Linked DNA regions of Homo sapiens: region 1 is linked to region 2. A link is an interaction called in ENCODE POLR2A ChIA-PET data of the cell type or tissue named here. Cell type or tissue: PC-9. All regions are shown on one strand. Each heading gives the region's core, and the rest is flanking DNA. Links, peaks and the distances in the headings are about the cores only.

The links. ChIA-PET counts read pairs that join two places held together with the same protein. Peaks named below come from ENCODE experiments on the same cell type or tissue, not always from the same donor. Only the 100,000 strongest peaks of a DNase experiment are listed, where the experiment ranks them.
Region 1: POLR2A ChIA-PET joins it to region 2 with 8 read pairs; 10 of 35 experiments call an interaction of 5 or more read pairs at or near these places.

The regions. Positions count from the first base shown.
Region 1 is chr15:39,152,645-39,155,561 of GRCh38, forward strand. All of the region lies in intron 1 of LOC105370777 (a long non-coding RNA gene), which reads right to left. Among named protein-coding and RNA genes, the nearest start is that of LINC02915, 97 kb to the right of the region's middle. In PC-9, for the core only: a CTCF peak has its summit at 1,689; a DNase peak (open chromatin) is centred at 1,287; H3K27ac peaks cover 1,413 bases.
Region 2 is chr15:39,585,208-39,588,124 of GRCh38, forward strand. It overlaps THBS1 (thrombospondin 1), which reads left to right. Exons shown (of 22, transcript NM_003246.4): 7 at 263-356; 8 at 2,140-2,313; 9 at 2,835-2,917. It overlaps THBS1-IT1 (THBS1 intronic transcript 1), which reads left to right and starts at 919. Exons shown (of 1, transcript NR_186398.1): 1 at 919-2,046. In PC-9, for the core only: no CTCF peak of the experiment used is centred there; no DNase peak of the experiment used is centred there.

The DNA.
Region 1 (2,917 bases), core at 323-2,822, 430 kb before region 2:
TTTCTTTCTGGCACGTAAGATTGCTATTTCCAAATCCTTGCAGTTATATGTGGCTAAGGGACATCTAAGACAAGCAGAGGTACAACATGACTGAAGCGATATGTGTCACATCCGGGTGGAGGCCTTGGAGAGCGGGTGCCACATTCCCAGACACTTCCAGAGTAACTGACAATGCCTGACACCATGGAGCCTCCGTGAGCCTGTGCACCTGAGGATTAGGACATGGGGAAGGGCCTCCAGTTGACCCGTGATGGTCATAAAGCATCAGTAAGGAATAAGCCCTTGTTGTTAATAACCAATCATATATGTGGGTTTACTATATTGCAGCTAATAGAGTCTCTCCTGAGTGATGTAAAAATCTAGTTCTTTTCTGGACACAATGACTATTGAAGGAGAAAAATAAGGAAAGGGAAGGGTGGTTGGATATCATTTAGTGGCAATAGATGTTTTCTCAAACTTCCCCTAAGAACATTGCATTAAATGAAAACGAGCACTCTTCTGGAAACCTGAAAGTATAATGTAACAAGGATATACAAGGGCTTTATAAATTGTGAATCATTTTGCAAATGCTAGCTAAAACAATATTTATTTATCATCCACAACTGCAGCCAAGATTACATGTTTTCTCATTTTGTAAGTCCATAATATTTACCTAGCTCTCACTAAAGAAATACTTAATCACACTGTATGTGGACAATTCAAAAGATCAGAGACAACTCTTCTAATTTATGTGTCAAAACAAATATCCCCAAGAAAGACTAAGGCCACTTGATAGACTATGTACAATTCAAGATGAATGCTTCTTTGCTATTTTTTTTTTTTTTTTTTTTTTTGGAACAGGATCTTGTTTTGTCATCCAGGCTGGAGTGCAGTGGCACAGTCACAACTCACTGCAGCTTCAACCACATTGGCTCAAGTGATCCTCCCACCATCAGCCTTTTTGGTAGGTGGGACTATAAGCACATGCTACCATGCCCAGTCAAGTTTTTAATTTCTTTGTAGAGACAGAGATCTCACTATGTTGCCCAAGCTGATCTCAAACTCATGAGCTCAAGTGATCCTCCCATCTTGGCCCCCAAAGTGTTGGGATTACAGGCGTGAGCCACTGCTCCTGGCCTTGCTACTCTTTTTATTATTCACAACCTCTAGAAATAGTATAGGAGATCCAAGCACTAGTCTCCCGTTGTCATGGATACAGAAAGTGGAGAAGAGAGCAGGATAAGTGGCTTGTTTGGGACTAGACAAGGCTGTCACTAAATGACTCACTACTTCAGCCCTTTGCTCCTCTTGGCACCTGGACCAGCAAAGGCACACATATTCTGTAATTGTTTTGTTCCTGCCAAACCTGTTACAAGGAATAAACTTAGAGCACCCAGAAGTTTAGCAACATATTATCATCTTGGAATGTGACATTATTAAACCCTCCTAATCCCCATGTCTACAAAATTAAGAAATCCAGAGCATGTTTTCTAAATGGAAATGGAAGCGTATACAGGCTTAATCACAAAGAGTTAATTTTTAAGCCCTTAAAATTAGAGAAATGACAATGACAATATAAATTCTTATTTTTACCACTTCTGGGGTGAAGCTTGTTTGGAGAAGCTAGCACTGGTTAGAAAGAATAGCCATGTCAGACTGAGGAAATCACAGCTCTCACCTGTAGTTACTGGCAAAACAAAGTCTGGACTTTGTCTCTAGTGGCAGAGGTTGGAACTTGATCTCTTAGCTTCTAGTCAGTTCTATTGCCACCAAACAAGGAATAAGCAAGATTTCCTTCTCTGGATTGCCTTTGGGATTGACTATCTGTTCATCCTGTTTAGTGAGTCTCCTCTATAAGGAGTCTTCAGGGTTCCAGGCACTCTGAGGGCTGTTTCTCACTCCAGGGCCCCTCTACTGGAGGGCACAAACTGTGGGCCACATACAAGGTACAGCCACACCCCAGGGTGCTGTCAGAGTCCAGCACTCACAAGTTTACAATGGTTACCCACTTGGTTTCACCTCAGGTCACTGTTACTTTCTTTTAGCCACCTATTCTTTAGAAGACAAGTTCCCTTCCTGATTTCTGACCATTCTCTTCTTGACAGGGTCAACTTCCATAGTGCCACCTACCTTCCTCCTTTCCTGACCCAAGCTACTCTTTCCCAACTTTTCTCAGATCCTTTGTTGAAACAATTTTATTTTGCACTGTTACATTCCCTCGTGTGTCATGAGGGGTGCACTTCAAGTAAATGTCCACACTGACAAAGCAACTATATCTCTGTAACTAATTCCAGCCAAAAAGTTCTTCCTAAAAGGAGTATAATTAGGAAAGAAATTATGCACATAAACAACATTCCTTTCCTGGGATGGACTGATGATTGTTGGAAATATTTTATTAACTCATACCCTCCTTTATTCCCAAAAGGATTCAGGGCAGCATCTTTCCATGCCTTTTTTGGAGTGTAGGGTAACATATGCTGCTGTGGTCTGTGAAAAGAATGGGCAGCAGCCGGGTGCGGTGGCTCACGCTTATAATCCCAGCACTTTGGGAGGCCGAGGCGGGTGGATCACAAGGTCAGGAGATCAAGACCATCCTGGCTAACACAGTGAAACCCCGTCTCTACTAAAAATACAAAAAAAGTAGCCAGGCTTGGTGGCACATGCCTGTAGTCCCAGCTACTCGGGAGGCTGAAGCAGGAGAATCACTTGAATCCAGGAGGCAGAGGTTGCAGGGAGCCGAGATCATGCCACTGCACTCCAACCTGCATGATAGAGAAAGGCTCCGTCTCAAAAAAAAAAAAAAACAGAATGGGCAGCTCTTGCTTTAGTAAGGCTTCCATTCTTGTTTTAAGAAATAGCAAAGGGTTAATATTTAAACTCATAAAGCTCTTGAAACCTTGTGTAAGTAACCTTATCCTAGAAAAATGACCTGTATTTT
Region 2 (2,917 bases), core at 270-2,769:
TGTACTGTAACTTCCACCCTTGACTAAGTAGCAATTAAAAAGAACTTTCCAAGGAATGGAGTGACACGTAAACTAGCACTAGAACTGTCTCTACGATAGTGGTGGCTGCAAATATGACAGAGACAGATCTATGAAAATCATTCCACTAGAGCATTGACAGCCCTGACCATGTTTTGGCTTGTAAAGGAAATGTTACAGGATGTAGACTTCTGTATGCAACATGCTCAGCAGCCTGTTCCCCTCTCACTCTCTTGCCCTGCAGAACTCAGTTACCATCTGCAAAAAGGTGTCCTGCCCCATCATGCCCTGCTCCAATGCCACAGTTCCTGATGGAGAATGCTGTCCTCGCTGTTGGCGTAAGTTTCTCAAATGGCATAGCTATTCTTCAGTGACTAGGTCAGTTCTACATACATCCTAGACAGCCGAGCACAACACTGGAACCCCACCCCCATCTCCATCATGCTTCCATTCAGTTTCTTGCTGCAGCAGCTGGTTAACTGACAGCTTATCTGCTGTACAGAGCCAAAACTCCATTATGAGTACATCGTAATTACCCATCTGGATTGCAGTAATGGCAGTGAAGATCTTGGTATAGCTCATTAATTCTGATTTTTTGCTTTGAGGAAAAGAGATGAAGACGTGGCAGCAACAGCTCTAAGTTGACTGCTTTTAGAATTTGACCTTAGTGGCACAGAGTTAAGAAAAATCTGCTCACCAGAGATATTGACAGGCTTACTGTGTAAGCATTGGCCTGATCGGGCCTGGAAGTTTTGCCCCTTTCATCTGTAGGGATAAGAGGGCCTAAGAGAATAGCAGCAATCTGAGCTCTAGAGCACCAAAAGAAATAAGGCACGATATCGTTCCATGGCACGTTATCCCTGGCTTTTGTTACCAGTAAAATGAATGACTTTGCTGAGACAATACTTAGTGTAGCAGGTACAAGTTATAAAAGTGATTCATTACAACTAAGATAAGGAAGAAAACAGGAAAACAGCACTTGCCCTTCACACACACAGAAACACACATGCACACACACACAAACACACCCTTGTCACAGCTCAGAATAACCAATTCCATCCAGGGATCATATTAGCGATATTGGCACTGTAATGGTCGTTTTTACATTTATTTTCTGTTCCGCATTCACTTAACATGTGCGTTAAAAGGAACAAAGCTAGCTGGAGGTAGCAAAGTTTTGAACTTGAATCAGGGATTGCTAAGAAAACTTACAACTAATGACCACAGAAAGTAAGTTCTTTGTCTTCTGTCTGATACAGCTAGATGTGATTGTAGCCGTGGTGCCTGGGCAGATGGTAAACAAACATGCTGTCCTCTTATGACAATATGTGCAGAGAAGGCCCCAAACGCTGGGGTGAGAGGAACAACAAACTGACTAACTCACGGCCGAGTTGGAGCCAGAACCAACAACAGCTCGGCTGCCTTCACACTCATCTGTCAAACACATGGTGTATGGCTCCCCTGACAGAAATGACTCCTATAAGCTTCCTCATACTCGCGCATTCTTGGAAGTCTGAGACTGGAAATGCCTACCCAGATATGTTAAGTCAGTAAAGGAAAACTCATTTGCAATGCTGAGAGGAGAAAGAAAATCAATGAATAGGAGAGCATACACTGTGGGAAGGCTCAGCTGTACTGAGCCAGGCAAAGCATCCGATTACCCCACTGCTGTACACATCATGACCTGGGATAAACCCCTGGGCCGTTGGCCTAAGAAATATGTTGCTTTTCATCCTGTATAACTGCAACTTTGTGCCGGCTCATATTATGTTCTAGAGAGCTCATGTACACCATGGTGACCATAGTTAATAATACTGGATTGTATGCTTAAAATTTGCTAAGAGAGTAGATCTTAAGTCATCACCAAAAAAAGTAACTGTAAGATGATGGAGATGTGTTAATTAGCTTGACGGTGGTAATCACAATATATGTGTATATCAAAACATCACATTATACACCTTAAATGTATATAATATTTGTCAATTATACCTCAGTAAAGCCAAAAAGAAATAAATATATTGCTTTTCACCCTCTGGCAAGTGGAGGGCCCTGAACAGAGCCCTCTAAAGAACAGCTTGTCCTAATCATCACGTACCTGATGAACCTCTGTTTCCCCTGCAGCCAGCGACTCTGCGGACGATGGCTGGTCTCCATGGTCCGAGTGGACCTCCTGTTCTACGAGCTGTGGCAATGGAATTCAGCAGCGCGGCCGCTCCTGCGATAGCCTCAACAACCGATGTGAGGGCTCCTCGGTCCAGACACGGACCTGCCACATTCAGGAGTGTGACAAGAGATGTAAGCATCTTAGCCTCTCAGGGACGTGGAGAACTGACCTGTCCTTGTTGTCGTCACCAAGGGCAGCTCCACAGCATGTATATTAAGAACACGGGTTCTAGGATCTCTGGATCCCAATCCCACTGCTTAGCTGTGCACCCTTGAACACAACTTACCCTCTCTGAGGCTCTTTCCTCATTTGCAACTTGGAGATAATAATAGTTCTTGATAAGTTTATCTTGAGCATTTTATTTAGATACTGCATGTAAAGCAGTTAGCACTGAGTTTTGGTTTATGGTAAGCACCCTGTAAATGTTAGGATATTAACAGCAACCCATAAAAACAGCGAACTTATCCGTTCTCTGGTAGAAAACATTCCATGTTGACATTTGGGCATGTGGCCAGGAGCCAATTTCTACCGTACACTGGGTTTAGTTGCCATTGACCATTTCCTGGAAATACTTCTGCGTGCTCCTGATGGGAGCCTCTATTTGGCTGTCTCTAAGCCAAAACCATTTGTGACCATCAACTCTGTACTTTAGTTAAACAGGATGGTGGCTGGAGCCACTGGTCCCCGTGGTCATCTTGTTCTGTGACATGTGGTGATGGTGTGATCACAAGGATC